3 separate regions of the Homo sapiens genome follow, and all the other regions are linked to region 2. Evidence: read pairs that join two places in POLR2A ChIA-PET (ENCODE). Cell type or tissue: MCF 10A. All regions are shown on one strand.

Region 1 (5,000 bases), 75 kb before region 2:
TATACATGTAGGTATGTACACACATATACACACATATATAATGCTTAAAAAGAGTGGACCATAATACACACTGGATATCATCATTTAAACTACCATTCTATCAGATATCATCATTTATTGTTTGTTTGTTTATTTATTTATTTGTTTTTGAGACGGAGTCCTGCTCTGTTACCCAGGCTGGAGAGCAGTGGCATGATCTCAGCTCACTGCAACCTCCACCTCCCAGGTTCCGGTGATTCTCCTGCCTCAGCCTCCCAAGTAGCTGGGATTACAGGTGCGTGCCACCACGCCCAGCTAATTTTTGTATTTTTAGCAGAGACGGGCTTTCTCCATGTTGGCCAGGCTGGTCTCGATCTCCTAACCTCGGGTGATCCGCCCACTTCAGCCTCCCAAAGTGTTGGGATTACAGGCATGAGCCATCACACCCAGCCTCATTGTTTATTAAAGCACTTTTTATTGAGCAATATTTATTACCTTCCAGGCACTTTTCTGGGCACTTGGGATACAACAGCATAACAGACAGAGGTAGGCCCTGCCCTTGTGGAGCTCAGAGTCCACTGGGGATGAAGCTGGCAAGGGAGAAATGTGACAAAAGGCTTCTTTCCGAGGTTTTATTAATGTCAAGACTCAAAGGATGAGAAGGAGCTTGGCACGTGCAGACCAAGGAGAACAGCATTCCAAGTGGAGTTAATGGCAGACGCAAAGACACTGAGGCAGGAAAGACCTTAGGATGTTGTAGGAATGGAGAGCACAGTGGAGTGGCCAAAGTGTTGCAAGAAATGTTAAGGTCATGAGAGGTGGGTTTGGCAAGGCAGCAGAGATTAGATCACACGGTGCCCTGGTGTTCTAGAGTTTGCAGTAAGTGTGGTGGGAAGCCATTGAAGATGTTTCAAATGTGGAAATAACTTGTGCATTCATTTCAACAAATATATACTGAGGGCCTATTACATTCTAGGCCTGGTCGAGGCAGTGGAGATACAGCAAGAAACCAACAAGAAGCTCTGCCCTCTCAGAGCGTACTTTGTAGTCAGCTATTTGTCAGTAAATGGCAACTCCATTCTTCCGGGTGCTGAAGTGAAAACCTTGGCTAGTTTTCAACACTTACATTCTACTTCTAACCCATCAGCAAATCCCTTTGGCTCTACCTTCAAACTATATATCCACTTATCATCTTCATCACCATGATCCTGGGGCCAAGCCACCCTCATTTCTTAGCTGGTTTGTTGCAATAGCTTCCTAACTGGTCTCTCTGCAAATGCCAACCGCCCCTGCAGTGTTTTCTCAACCCCACCTCCAGTGCGATTTTGTTCAAAGTAAGTCAGATCGTGTCATTTTTCTGTTCAGATCCCTTCAATGACTTCCCAACTCTGAGAAACAACCTGGCCTTACTATCTCTACAAGGCCCCTGTGTGTCTGTGTGATCAGTATTCCTTCTACCTAGGCTCCTCCCAACTCCTGCCTCAGTTCCAGCAAACACACCCAAACTCTGGTCTTAACTCCCAGCACCCTTCCCCTCTTTAACGCTTCTCCAGCAACCCTGGCCTCCTTGCTGTCCCTCAAACCTGCCAAGCACATTCCAGCCTCAGAGTTGTAGCCCACAGAATGTTGTCTGCCTGGAATCTCATTCCTGAGAAGTCTACATGATGCTTACCCCATCACTTCCTGTAGGTCTCTTCAAATGTCACCCCAACCAGGGAGGTGACTCCCAACCATGTCTTAGCCTGCTTTATTTTTCACTGTAATCCTTTTCACCACACCACCTGACTCTATGAATATATTTGTTCATATGCTCATTTCCCCTGCCAGAACGTTATTCATAGCTGAAGGCATGCAGGGGACTTCACTGTTAGAATCCTCAGTGCCTGGAACAGCACCTGGAACCAAAAATGTGCTTCAGAAATACTTGTTGATTAAATGAACAAATGAATCTACTTTACACTTTAAGAAGCCTGCTCCAGCCACTCTAGGGAGAATGACTTAAAAGGCATAAGAGCGGTCAGGAGGCCATTTCAGATCTCCAGCTGAGAGACGATGGGGACCCGGGCAAGGGTAGAGGCAGCACATGATATGAGAAGACACCAAGCATTTGGAGGAGGAGAAAGCAGCATTAGCAGAACTCTGCCCGAAGGCAACGTTTGCATTCCGTGAAGCTTTAGAAACCTCATGTGGGGAAAAAGCCATGTATGTTGAAATACATTTGTATGTGTGGGTTTATTCTTTTTCATTATTGAAAATAGCCCACGCCAGTGTAAGCTGATTGAGAATACATTCGTTTGGCTTCTCTAACGACCATTTCATCAGAAAAGCATTGCTTTAGATAGCAGAGTAGCTTATTTCCTCTAACCCTGGTGCCAGTGGGCTCCCTCAAGGACACCAGCTTGTGTGTACTGCCAGCTGCAAGTACCCACCCGTGCCCAGCCCAGGGCGGGGACCTTGGCAGCTTCTGCAGTTCTTGTCAGCCCTGAGTGTCAAGCGATCGCTATTTCCTGCACCCGGCCCTGTGGTTGGGCTCTGGAAGGTGCCCTGTTTTTCCTGACAGACATTTCAGACCGTTTGCTCTCTTTTTTTTGGCATTTCTATGTACGTTTTTTAATCATTCTGACCCTGTCTCAGGTCTTTCCCATCCACTGGAGTTAAAGGATGAACGGCCCTTCTGATTGGATTTTCCTGGATTCTTAGGAGCAAAAGAAAAAAAAAAAAACAGGAACAAAAGCAAAAGCAAAATTTATTTCTGGCCTTTATTAGTGTTTAATTAAAAGCTTGCTTTCCCCAACTCTTTGGCTGTGTTCAAGCTTTTCAAAATTCTGCAAGCACAGACAATATAGAGAGAATTTGACTCTTTAAGTTACAAGAGCTGCTTATTATGTCTAATTAGCACCATCAAATAATGACGGAATCTGCCATCATCATTGCTAAAGAAAAAAGTCATACCAGGTATTTCCCAAATGTTTCTCAGGAGAAAGTACCTTTTCTTTTAATAAATAGGCTACTACCAATTTTTAAATGAATTCAGTGTTTAAGTTAGAAACAATTTTGGTCAGGATACAAAGAATCTTAACTGTCAAATCATACTTAAATTTATGAAGCTATTTCTTCCTTAGGATTTTTATATTTTGAACTTTCTAGGTATTGATGCCAGATATAGTTCCAGCCGAGCTCATAAGATTTTGCTCTCAAATTCTTTTTGGGAATGAGATTTTTTTATTTTTTAGTGAATGTGTTTTTCCTTCAATAAACTTCAGAAACCAACTCTGAGTTTCAAAAATCTTTTTTTTCTTGAGATGTTAGTGCCAGAATCTGAACAGTCTCCTTTATTCAGCACACAGTTGCATCAGTTTAATTTTTTCAGGCTTATATACTAAATTAGGTTACAAAAATTCACCACACTTTTATCTGTGCATTGTGTTTTAAGTAAATCAAATTTAATTATGTTCTTTCTACCCTTTTTTCTTTTCTCCTGGCCTTTTCTTTGTTTTTTCTCTGAGCTAAATAGGTCATGCTTAAATCTATGAAGAAATAAATATGTGTGCATACTTAATGTATGACATATGAAAAATGTACAAATACATGTATGTATTTATGTATAGATAGGACTGTGTATCTGAAGTTTTTCCAGAAAGTAAAACCATGAGCCAACATATTCACTAAAGATAGCTTTCGCTTTTTTTCCACCAACCTTCAGCATTACTTTTAAACTTATAGTATGACTCTGAAATCATCAGTGCAAATAATATGGTTAGACTCCATAATAGGTGTATTCTTTAGAAAATTACTATTAATTTTGATGAAGTTTAGCAAATGAAAATTTGATAAACAACTTCATCTGTTTCCTTTGATTAAAAAGAAGAAAACAAGCTGGGCCCTGTGGCTCATGCCTTTAATCCCGGCACTTTGGGAGGCCGAGGTGAGAGAATTGCTTGAGCCCAAGAGTTCAAGACCAGCCTGGGCAACATGGTCAAACCTCATCTCTACAAAAAATACCCAAAAAATTAGCCAGATATGGTGGTGTGTACCTGTAGTCCCAGCTACTCAAGAGGCTGAGGCAGGAGGATTGCTTGAGCCCAGGAGGTTGAGGTTGCAGTGAGCCGTGATTGCACCACTGCACTCCAGAGAGTTATGTGCTGAAGCTCCCACATTATTGGCTTGCCTGGCTTGTCTGTGAAGTGGGAGTATGCCATGGGCTACTTCACTGGGGAGGACTGAGTATCAAGTGTAAGGCAGAAGAGTGAGACATACTCAAAATGTGGCAATTGCATTTGTTCAAGAAGTATGCAAAGCACCTGTCCAAGAACGACAAGGGGGGTAGGCACAGGCTTGAGGGATCTGTGAGAAAAAAGACAGAGGATGTGGCCTGGGAAACCACAGTGCCTTCCTCAGCCACAGCAGCTGCATTCATTATTTACTGCTGTCTAATGTCATCAGTCTGTTCTAATAGATGTTGTAATGGGATGAACAGCTTTATCTGTTTCCTTTGTGTGATTTGCACATATCCTGTGGGAGCTAAGGATATTGGAGTCAGGTGGTATGAGTTCCAATGCTGGCCCACGTCCTTTACTGGCTGGGTAACTCAGAGCATGTTTCTCAACCCATTTGAGCCTCAGTTTCCTCATCTGTAAAATGGGAACATGATATCTCGTGATGTTGTCGGGTTTAAATGGGAGAGTGCCATGTGACTGCTTAAACAGATGCCTAGAACATGAAAAGAACTCAATAAATTATAGTTTAGAAAAAGGCCTTGGCCACGAAAAGAGGTAAAATAAAAAAAGAGAGAAGGAAAAGCATCCCAGAAATGGGACTATAACATGTTTTACATACTGATATATGTCATATAGGTGAAATTACCTAAAATAAGAATGAGAGGAAATGGATATTTTAAAGCAGAAGCATTAAATTATGATTGATCTGATAAATTGTTGCAACCTTTTTATAGCACAGTCTAGTTGTTTCCAGTCAAAATGTAAGATATTTGTTCTCTATGACCAAGCATTTCCATTTCAGGA
Region 2 (5,000 bases):
CATGTGTCCACTCAGTGGTACCCTAAAGCATTGTCTGCCACACTCAGGGCTGAGAAGAACTCACTTTCCTACTGTAGTAGGAAACCCGGAGGCAGACTGCTACCTCTGGGTGAAAATTGCTGCAAACATGGAGCCCTTGAAGTCAAGACTGCTGACTGCCTTCTCATCGCTCCTGGCCTGGTCTTTGGAACATTAGATCTTTAGAAAGAGCTTAACTCGAGGAAGCATCATGACTACAACCCGTGAGTCCTCGTCATTCCACCAGAATTTTTTTAAAGAGAGCCAAATACACGTGACACATAAAGACAGACTGTAGTAAAGGGTGAGACTTATTGATATAGAAAGATGCTCCCAATATATTCTAGGTGAAAGAAGTAGACCACAAAAAGTCCATGCAATATGATAACACTCTTTGTAAAATATTTTACAAAAACGTCTGTACAGATGGAAACTAAGTTTAAAATGTTAACAACAGTTAATCTCTAGGTAGAATGATTGTAGGGATGATTTTCATTTTCTTCTTTTTTGGTCATCTGTATTTTTTCTTACAATGAACATATTACTTGAGCAAATTTTTTTAATGCAGTTGTGAAAAGCGATAAGAGGAAGAAAGGATAAAATGTTTGTGACCAGATAACCATGCATTTGTTTAAAGCCATCAGATGGTAGGTGATTTACAATAATGAGAGGACTGGAAATTCATCTTTTCATGGAGGAATGTGATTTAAAGGCCCTGAGAAACAACTGATTCTCCTACTTAGGCTGAGCTGAGGTTACTTGAGGGAGGTGTGCAAGTTAGCCAGAGGTCTTTGCCCATCTGTCACACTCGCATCTGAATGCACAATACCCCAGACCATGGGTAATACAAAGGCCAGTTGCCTCAGTATCACCCATGACCCCTAACTGGCCCAGCCTATTCTGAACTTCCAGGCAGGCGTTTAATGGCCTTCCTCTTTGAGGATCCAACATCCTAATTCACACAAGAGCTCAAGAAAGACACGGAATCCTCAGAAGCACATGCTCGATCATGATATTAGTTTCTTACAGGATTCTATTTCTCGGTGTATTCCCTGGGCAAGTATCAGAAATTATTTTTAGAAATCTGCTCACTCCCCTTGCAAACCTTTCAGTCCTGTCTTTTGGTGGGTGTGCCTGTGTTTCCACAGTTTTAAAAAACAGATGGGCCATGAATGCTTAAAGGATGTGTGCGTTTGTCTGTCTGTGTGTGTGTGTCTCAGGACAATGAAGAGGCAACATCAAAAGTAAAGAAATCGTATTGTGGGGCTGGGTGCCACTCACGAGCAGTGACTCATGCTTGTAATCTCAGCACTTTGGGAGGCCAAGATGGGTGGATCACAAGGTCAGGAGTTCGAGAACAGCCTGGCCAACATGACAAAACCCCATCTCTACTAAAAGTACAAAAATTAGCCAGGTGTGGTGGTGCACACCTGTAGTCCCAGCTACGCGGGAGGCTGAGGCAGGAGAATCACTTGAATCTGGGAGGCAGAGGTTGTAGTGAGCCAAGATCACGCCATTGCACTGCAGCCTGGGCAACAGAGCAAGACCCTGTCTCCAAAAGAAAAAAAGAAAGAAAGAAACCATATTGTGAAGGGGGAAAGAAGCTAGAGAACACGGAAATTAGAAGCTCAGTTTTCAGTGCAAGGTTTCACTGCAGCAGCACTATTGACACTGAGGACCAGGCCATTCTTTGTAGTAGGGAGCTAAGCTGTGCTGTAGGATCTTTAGCAGCATCCCTGGTCTCCACTTACTGACGTCAATGATGCTCCCAGGCCAGCCACCGTGGCTCACACCTGTAATCCCAGCACTTGGGGAGGCCAAGGCAGGTGGAGCACTTGAGTCCAGTTCAAGTCCAGCCTGGGCATCATGGCGAAACTCTGTCTCTACAAAAAATACAATAATTAGCCTTGCATGGTAGTGCGTGCCTGCAGTCACAGCTACTCAGGAGGCTGAGGCAGGAGGATTGCTTCAGCCCAGGACATTGAGGCTGCAGTGAGCGGTGATCAGGCCACTGCACTCTAGCCCGGGCAGCAGAGCAAGACCCTGTCTCAAAATAAACAATAACACTCCCCAAGTGCTGACAGTCAAATAATGTCTTCAGCATTGGTAAACACCCCCACCCAAACATTGAGAACAGAGCTTTAGCATCATTCTTAGGTTCATATTCCAGCTCTTCCACTTACTCACTATGTAGCTTCTGGCACCCTCTTGGGCCTGTTTCATCACCTATGAAATGAAGCTGGTGGTAGCCCCCACCTACTTTGGGGGTTGTTGGAGGATTACAAGTGCTAACAGCTAATGTAGACCCTATATAAATGTTAACTATTTTGTATGTCCTAAATAACAGGCTGCCTCAACCACATGTTCAGTGGGCGAAACATTCTATCAAGTTTCTGTCACAGCCTTTGAATATGAAAGATTTGGGATTGTCTGGCTTGGGTCTGACCCATTCCCCTTTGCACTGGGTGAAAGATCTTATCATTTATCTTCATTATTCACCGTGCCCAGATGTTACTTCCCCACTTTTCTCCGCTGCCTCCCCTCCCCACTCCCTCTCAAAGCATCTGTCCCTGCTTTCCTGTGGAGGACTAGAGCAGGCTGTTTTAAAGCAGAGGAGAGGCAAGCACTTGGAATTCACATGCCCCTGACACTTCAGGTTGCCTAGGGGAGAAGACTCTCTCCCCTTCCTGGCAGGTCACAGCAAGGCCCTGACTCTTTTGGGCCTCCAGCTCTTCTAGATAACTCAGAAAGAGTCATGCTGTGGGAAAGGAGCAAGAGGGCAGGTTTCTACAGGCTTACCAGGAGGCCCTCTCTGGTTCTAGCCATGTCTGGAAATTCAGAAATGAGGAAGAGCATTCCTGGCAGAGAAGCACATTGTAGAAGCAAACAGTGCTTCCCCTGGGAATTCTCCAAGACTGTTCCCCTCCCACAGATGAAAGGGAACATATTGGACTCCCATAAGCACTGCATAATATCTTGCAGAAAGTGATGTGTTTGGAGAAAGTGAAATACACTTAAATTACACTTCAGCCTTCAGCATTATAAAGTGAGATATGACTACCTTGCAGGGTCATTACAAGCAATAAACAGAGATCTCCCCGCTCAGAATGTGGATGAGGATCTGATAGAAATCTACCTAGGCGTGTGGCTGCAGTTAAATGCCTAAAATTACTCATGGTGACTAAAAGAAACCCAGAATGAGGTGTTTTGATTTAGCCCTCACTGGACGCCAGTCACAAACTCAGCATTGTTCAGAATGCAAAATAATTGAGCAGTTCTTGCCCAATTCACCTTCTTTGAAGATACCACTGGGACCTCGCAAAGGCCCTGGGAAACAAAGAAACCATGCTCAGTTGAGGGAGAAAAGTTGAAACTGATTAGAAAAGCATTGGTTTCACACTATTTTCTCATTTTATGTTAAAACAGACATTTTTGTAGCATTTGTTTCTTTGAGAGAAAGAACTTAGGAAAGATACTTGGATTTTTTTTTTTTTTTTTTTTTTTTTTTTGAGGCAGAATCTAGCTCTGTCACCCAGGCTAGAGTGCAGTGGCAGGATCTCAACTCACTGCAACCTCCTCCTCCCAGGTTCAAGCGATTCTCCTGCCTCAGCCTCCTGAGTAGCTAGGACTAAAGGCATGTGCCACCAAACCCAGCTAATTTTTGTATTTTTAGTAGAAATGAGTTTTTACCATGATGGCCAGGCTGGTCTCGAACTCCTGGCCTCAAGTGATCTGCCTGCCTTGGCCTCCCAAAATGTTGGGATTACTGGCATGAGCCGCGCCTGGCCAGATACTTGGAATTTTTATTCTGGTTGTTACAGTTAAAGCTTTAAAGATGTTCCCAACTAAGTCAGTGCCTTTTATTACAGTCACATCGGTAGAGAGATAATAATATTCTAATAGTCACCGCCACTCATTGGCTGCTAAACTACATGCCACCTGCTATGTTAAGCACATTTCAAACCCTCTCATTTCTCCAGTGTGTGAGGCAAGAGAGGTAAGAGGCACTGAGAGCGGAGCAGCTACCCCAAGACCTCAAGACTGATCAGCACTGGAGCTAGGATTCAAACTAATGTCTCTCCCACTCCCTAGTGTTGACTTGTGACCACTAGAAATAAATACCACAAGACGAAAATATTGGCCACATAAATTTAAGCGACTCTTCAAAGGACAGCCACTTCCAAACAACTGGGTGTTGTGCTCTTTGACATCCATGTGTTGCCATCTGGCTGGCAGGGCTGTGTCCCTTCCAGCCGTCTTTGTCATGTCACAGTGGTGTAATGTTCTGTCATCACTAATGAGTGGTTAAGCCAACCAAGAAAGGAAAAAGAAATGCTAATGGGAGGAGCCCAAATAACAGTGACAAAACCTTCCTGAGCAAATTCTCTTCTCAAGAAATTACACTTGTGAAGCCGAGGTTTGTCTCCAAAATGTGTGCCTATTCAAAAAGCCTGGGTTCTTTCCGAAGCTGAAAAATTAACCATGGGCTTCAACTTAAGAAAACCTTAGTGAAATCGCTCACAGTAAGCATGCAAAAAGGAAACAGTATCCTTTTGCAAAAAAAAAAAAAAAAAGGCTGAAAAAAAGGTCTTTATGAATCTGGGATAGTCCATTTCATGTCATTAAGAAGCCCTAGATTTTGTTTTCAGTTCATGGTTTGTGTTGATAGGTGTGCCTGAAGAGCCATTTTCCCCAAAGCCCATATGTATTTTTCATACACTCCATAAATATGAAGCCATTACAATGGCCCCCTTGAGGGAGAGATGGAATTGTGGATTCAGAAAGCTGGTAATCTGATGCCTAGGCAGGAGGCACCAGGGCTGGTCGCCAGAAAGTAGTGGGAAATAAGATAGGGACCTGTTTACTGGGACTAGGATGTAGTCAGGGGCCTGGACTCCAAAAACAAGGTGAACCCAGTTTCTAATACAAAGGTATCTGTTCAAAGTTGGATGCGCTACAAATTGATTTGGTGCCAAGCTACC
Region 3 (5,000 bases), 190 kb after region 2:
CTGAAATCAGGCAGACCTGGTTCAAATCCTGCTCTGCCACTTCCTAGCTGTATGATCTTAGGCAAGTTATTGTCTTCTCTGAGCCATTTCTCTCCCTACAAGGCTTTTGTAGGATGTAATGAGATACTGTTTTAAAAATAAGTGTTAGGCCGGGTGCTCATGCCTGTAATCTCAGCACTTTGAGAGTCCGAAGCAAGTGAATCACTTGAGGCCAGGAGTTTGAGACCAGCCAGGCCAACATGGTGAAACCCTGTCTCTACTAAAAATACAAAAATTAGCTGGGCATTGGTGGCACATGCCTGTAATCCAAGCTACTTGGGAGGCTGAGGCAGGAGAATCGCTTGAACCCGGGAGTTGGAGGTTGCAGTGAGCCAAGATGGTGTCACTGCACTCCAGCCTGGAAGATAGACTGAGACTCCATCTCAAAAAAAAAAAAAAAAAAAAAAAAAGTGTTAACATGGATTACTCACTTGTATAATAGCCTTGTGAATTAGATACTGTTATTATCATTTTACAGCTGAGAAAACTGATGCCCAACACCACATAACTACTACATGCTAGTGCCAGTCTTTGAACCCAGGCCAACTTAGGCACCCGCCCTCTTATTTCCATGATGTTACTTTGCCATGTGCTCAAAGCTCTTGGAACAGTCCCTGGCATTAGTAAATGTCTAATAAATGGTGGCTGTGGTTATGATTGTTGTTTTATCTTGATTTTGGAGGTGCTTTGGCCAGAATTTCAAACCTATTCTGTATCTTTTAAGGCATGTAAATTTTGTAAATTTTGCTGCAAAGCTCTTAAATTTCCAGGATTAATTTCCCCCGTTTCCTCAAATGCTTAAATCGCAGGTGCAACTGCCAAAAGAACTGGCGTAAGAGGCAACAGAGCCATCTAGAAGAACAAGAAATGGAAATAGTGACTCTTGGATTACAGCATGGAGACTATGTCAGCAGCAATACTTTAGGATCCACGTGGCAGAACTGGAAACAATGCTACCATCTGATAAGGGTATTTGTAAAAGGCAGAATGTTTGGGCCATGAAGAAGTAGGGGCTGAAGAGGAAGGTGGAAGGAGATAAAATATAATATTTAGAGGCAATATTTTCTACTTGCAATCAATTTGAGTGACTCAGGTGAAATTTAGAGTCATATTTCCCGAAGCAGAAGTTAAAGAAAATTTTTTAAACATTTGCTTTATTATTGTTTTCTTCTGGTAAATAATAAATATAACAGAAGTGTTAACTATTGTATTCCCATTTTTTTCTCCTTCCATCTCTTCTGCGGTAATTCATCACATAGTATCTTAAAGGGAACAAATAATGTTTCATCCTATGGAAATGTGAAGGATGAATTGAGCTCCTGGCCCTTCTGATGCTTTGAAATGGAAGGATTGTTCCTTAGAGCTTCTCTGCAGAATCAGTGGAGATTTTCAGTTTCCCACCCTGCCTGGCTTTCTCTCTTGGTGACTCCCTTGGTGTTTTGGAGTATTCTTTCTATAGGGGTACCTGTGAGGGGCAGAACACGTAAGCCACAGAACATGGTGAAAACTAAGTGTCACTAGGAAAAGTAATGGGAAAGTAAACCCTGCATATATGAAAACTTCCTGGCAGCAAGTTTTCATATATAGAGGGACAATGGGAGACAGCATGCTGTTTTTATAGAAAAGAAGTTTTACATAATATAGTTATTGACAAGCTTTTGGTTTTGGCTAAATACACACACACACACACACGCTCATATGTGTTTACTCTGTAAGTCTAATTTGATTTTATCACTCTCAAACATATTTTAAAGGAAACTTGCTTACAGGAAGGATTAAACTTGAACTACTTATCCTATTCTTTAAGGCACTCCATTGCCTGGCCCCAATTTACTAATCCTGTCTTATTTCCCACAAATCCTTTATACTCTACTCGATGAAACATCCTTGTGCACACCCTTGTGCCTTTGCTCGCATTAATCCTTCCAAGAGACTTCCCTCCTGTTCTCCATTAATGAACGTCCTACCCAGTCTTCAACTCCCGGGTCAGATCCTGTGTCCTCCATAAAAAATTTTCCAGACAACTCCAATCTGTCCTTCTTCCAAGTTCCTAGAGGCCTTAATTATTCATTCTAGCCACTAGGTGCATAGAATTTGAGATTTTTGTAATAATAGAAGTAGTGTGAACCCTAGAAATTAGAAAATCAAGCTTTGGGCCAGGTGCGGTGGCTCATGCCTGTAATCCCAGCACTATGGGAGGCCAGGGAGGGAGGATCTCCAGAGGTCAGGAGTTCGAGACCAGCCTGGCCAACATGGTGAAACCCCGTCTCTATTAAAAATACAAAAATTAGCTGGGCATGATGGCAGGCACCTGTAATCCCAGCTACTCGGGAGGCTGAGGCAGGAGAATTGCTTGAACTGGGGAGGCAGAGGTTGCAGTGAGACAAGATCACGTCACTGTACTCCAGCCTGGGTGACAGAGTGATACTCCATCTCAAAAAAAAAAAAAAAAAAAAAAAAAAAAAAAAAAAAAAAAACCTTTGGTGCCTTTTCTCTCTTCTTTACCTGAGTAAATAATTGGCACCTGCCTTCTTTCTCCTTTTATGTTATCATAAGTGGCATGTATCAAACCAAACAGGCTAGGGGAGAATAGGTCTAATTGTGACAGACTTAAAAACAACACATTATTTGGAAAGACAAGCCATGGGAAAGAAATATGGCGTTTCTATTTTTTTAAGATAATTTAGTATGTACAAAAGTATCCAAATTTAAATATAGTTTTCAATGGCTGATAGTTTTGTTTTCTCACCCTTCAATATTTCTAGAAAACATCCTTGCATACAAAGCAGGATAGCTAAGAAAGGGCTGTAACAAACAAAACTTCAAGTGTCTAGCACATACTACATCTAAGAGGCTAAACTCTGATAGGAAAAGCACTTTAAACATAATTAAAAGCTTAATGTAAATTAGTAGTTGAAATTCTAGGCCGGTGCGGTGGCTCATGCCTGTAATCCCAGCACTGTAGGCGGCCGAGGTGGGTGAATCACATGAGGTCAGGAGTTCAAGACCAGCCTGACCAACATGGTGAAACCCCATTTCTACTAAAAAAAAAAAAAAAAAAAAAAAAAAATACAAAATTAGCCAGGCATGGTAGCTCATGCCTGTAATCCCAGCTACTTGGGAGGCAGGAGAATCACCTGAACATGGGAGGTGGAGGTTGCAGTGAGCTGAGATTGCACCATTGCACTCCAGCCTGGGCAACAAGAGCGAAACCTCATCTCAAAAAAAAAAAAAAAATTCTAGAAAGCCCCTATGCATTTGTTTGTATAGCCACAGTATTATTAAAGTCAGGAATTTCAAAATGCACAGTAAGAGGGTTTTTATCTTAGATATACAAGAAGAAAAGATGATCCAATTTCATAGCTTATGGCCTCAATACACAGGTTTTGCCAAAAGAGGTGAAGCAGTTCACATTATGCTTTTTCTACCACCCAACCCTAAAGATCTTAGTTGCAGATTTTAGCTTGTTTTTAAATGTAATCATAATTTACAACATTTATATGTTACATTTTTCTGTTATTACCCTTCCAGAATTGACTACTGGCCATTAGTAATTACAGGTATCTTTTTTTTTATTAGTTTCTCCAAATTTATTGGATTTTATCGGCAGAATTCACCTTGTAGAAAATGGAATGGGCTAACATGTATATAAAACTGGGCTAACATGTATATAAAACTCGTGCCAGGTTTAAAAATAGGATCCCACTGGAATTGTTTTATTCTGGCTGCAAGTTAATAAAGTATTCAAGCTTTACTAAACAGTATTTGAAACAGCTGAAGTGTTTGCTTCACTGTTTATAGGGTCGTCGCCAAGTTTCTCAGGTATTTAAGACAGATGTGCATTAAATAAAGTCTCACCAAAAAAACCTTTAATCAATTTTATTCTTCATATGTGGGTAAGGGTACAGATTCTAGACCATGTCTGTGAAGTCATGGTGATATCACTGTGCTAAAGATCATGGCTGTAGGTTGGCTGAGAATTTAAAATGCAAGAAAAATCAGAAGCAGCACATCATTGCTTCTTATTCTAGGACATACAGAGAGTTTCTTCAGTAAGTACCACTCCAGTTGTCTTCACAATTTAATGCTACAGAAACCTAAATGTTTCTACTTCAGCTACGAAATCATTCAATTGGCAGGCAAAACATTTTTTATTACCTATTTATAAAAACATGAGAAAGGGAGGAAAAATAATAGAATGTATAAACTCATGCTATCATAATTCTAATGTCTAGCTATAAAGGCATATGGTTGTAACAATTGCTATCTAAAATTTTTTATTAGCTGCAGTAGCTGCATTCCATTTTCATTACCATTTTTTAAAGTCTTTTTGCTTGGTCATCTAAAGACGTTTTTCAAATTTCAAAAGATCAGCTATTATTGTCCTCCTTGTGCCCCTAAGGAATTAATAAAATGCACATTCATTTCCTTCTTTCTAAATGTTCCAGTTAAAAACGAAACAATGCAAAAATGGCAAACATTTTCTTGGACCATTTTTTTCACTGTAACAACAAAAAATGTGCAAGGTAAATAGAACTCAAGTTTTGTTTTATTTTTTGTCTGTTTGTATTTTAATAAGTCCGTCCAGAATAATACAGGTTACATAGCTGTAACCATCTTAAGGAAAATGACATTAAGTTTGCAACAAATACTTGCTGGTGAAAACACATTACTAGCATTTCAAAAATTTACAAAAATGTAACAAAATATCCTAAACAGCTATCTTTATATTTGTAAAGGAAGTATGAACAACTGGCTTAACCAGTTTCCACTGCACATCAAACAGGTGGCAAAGTGATAGAGATCATCTTTGATTTTTAAGAGAATAATAAAAACTAATTTATATCCCACACATTACAATTCTAGGGGATTAGGAACAGGCTAACACATGATGTCATCTACTTTAACAGCCTTTTCATTTACTCGTATTGTCTTGATACTTTACAATGATTTTTTTTTTC

Evidence for each region. Peaks named below come from ENCODE experiments on the same cell type or tissue, not always from the same donor. Only the 100,000 strongest peaks of a DNase experiment are listed, where the experiment ranks them.
Region 1: POLR2A ChIA-PET joins it to region 2 with 6 read pairs; 1 of 35 experiments calls an interaction of 5 or more read pairs at or near these places.
Region 3: POLR2A ChIA-PET joins it to region 2 with 6 read pairs; 2 of 35 experiments call an interaction of 5 or more read pairs at or near these places.

Annotation. Positions count from the first base shown.
Region 1 is chr3:69,367,814-69,372,813 of GRCh38, reverse strand. The region is part of intron 1 of FRMD4B (FERM domain containing 4B); the gene reads left to right. Among named protein-coding and RNA genes, the nearest start is that of FRMD4B, 16 kb to the left of the region's middle. In MCF 10A, no CTCF peak of the experiment used is centred here; DNase peaks (open chromatin) are centred at 2,143 and 2,463.
Region 2 is chr3:69,292,408-69,297,407 of GRCh38, reverse strand. The region is part of intron 4 of FRMD4B (FERM domain containing 4B); the gene reads left to right. Among named protein-coding and RNA genes, the nearest start is that of FRMD4B, 91 kb to the left of the region's middle. In MCF 10A, no CTCF peak of the experiment used is centred here; DNase peaks (open chromatin) are centred at 2,787 and 3,247.
Region 3 is chr3:69,104,970-69,109,969 of GRCh38, reverse strand. It overlaps ARL6IP5 (ARF like GTPase 6 interacting protein 5), which reads right to left. Exons shown (of 3, transcript NM_006407.4): 3 at 3,878-5,000. LMOD3 (leiomodin 3) reads left to right here. Exons shown (of 3, transcript NM_198271.5): 3 at 849-3,905. The coding sequence ends at 875. Among named protein-coding and RNA genes, the nearest start is that of LMOD3, 15 kb to the left of the region's middle. RefSeq lists an enhancer at 4,951-5,000. In MCF 10A, no CTCF peak of the experiment used is centred here; no DNase peak of the experiment used is centred here.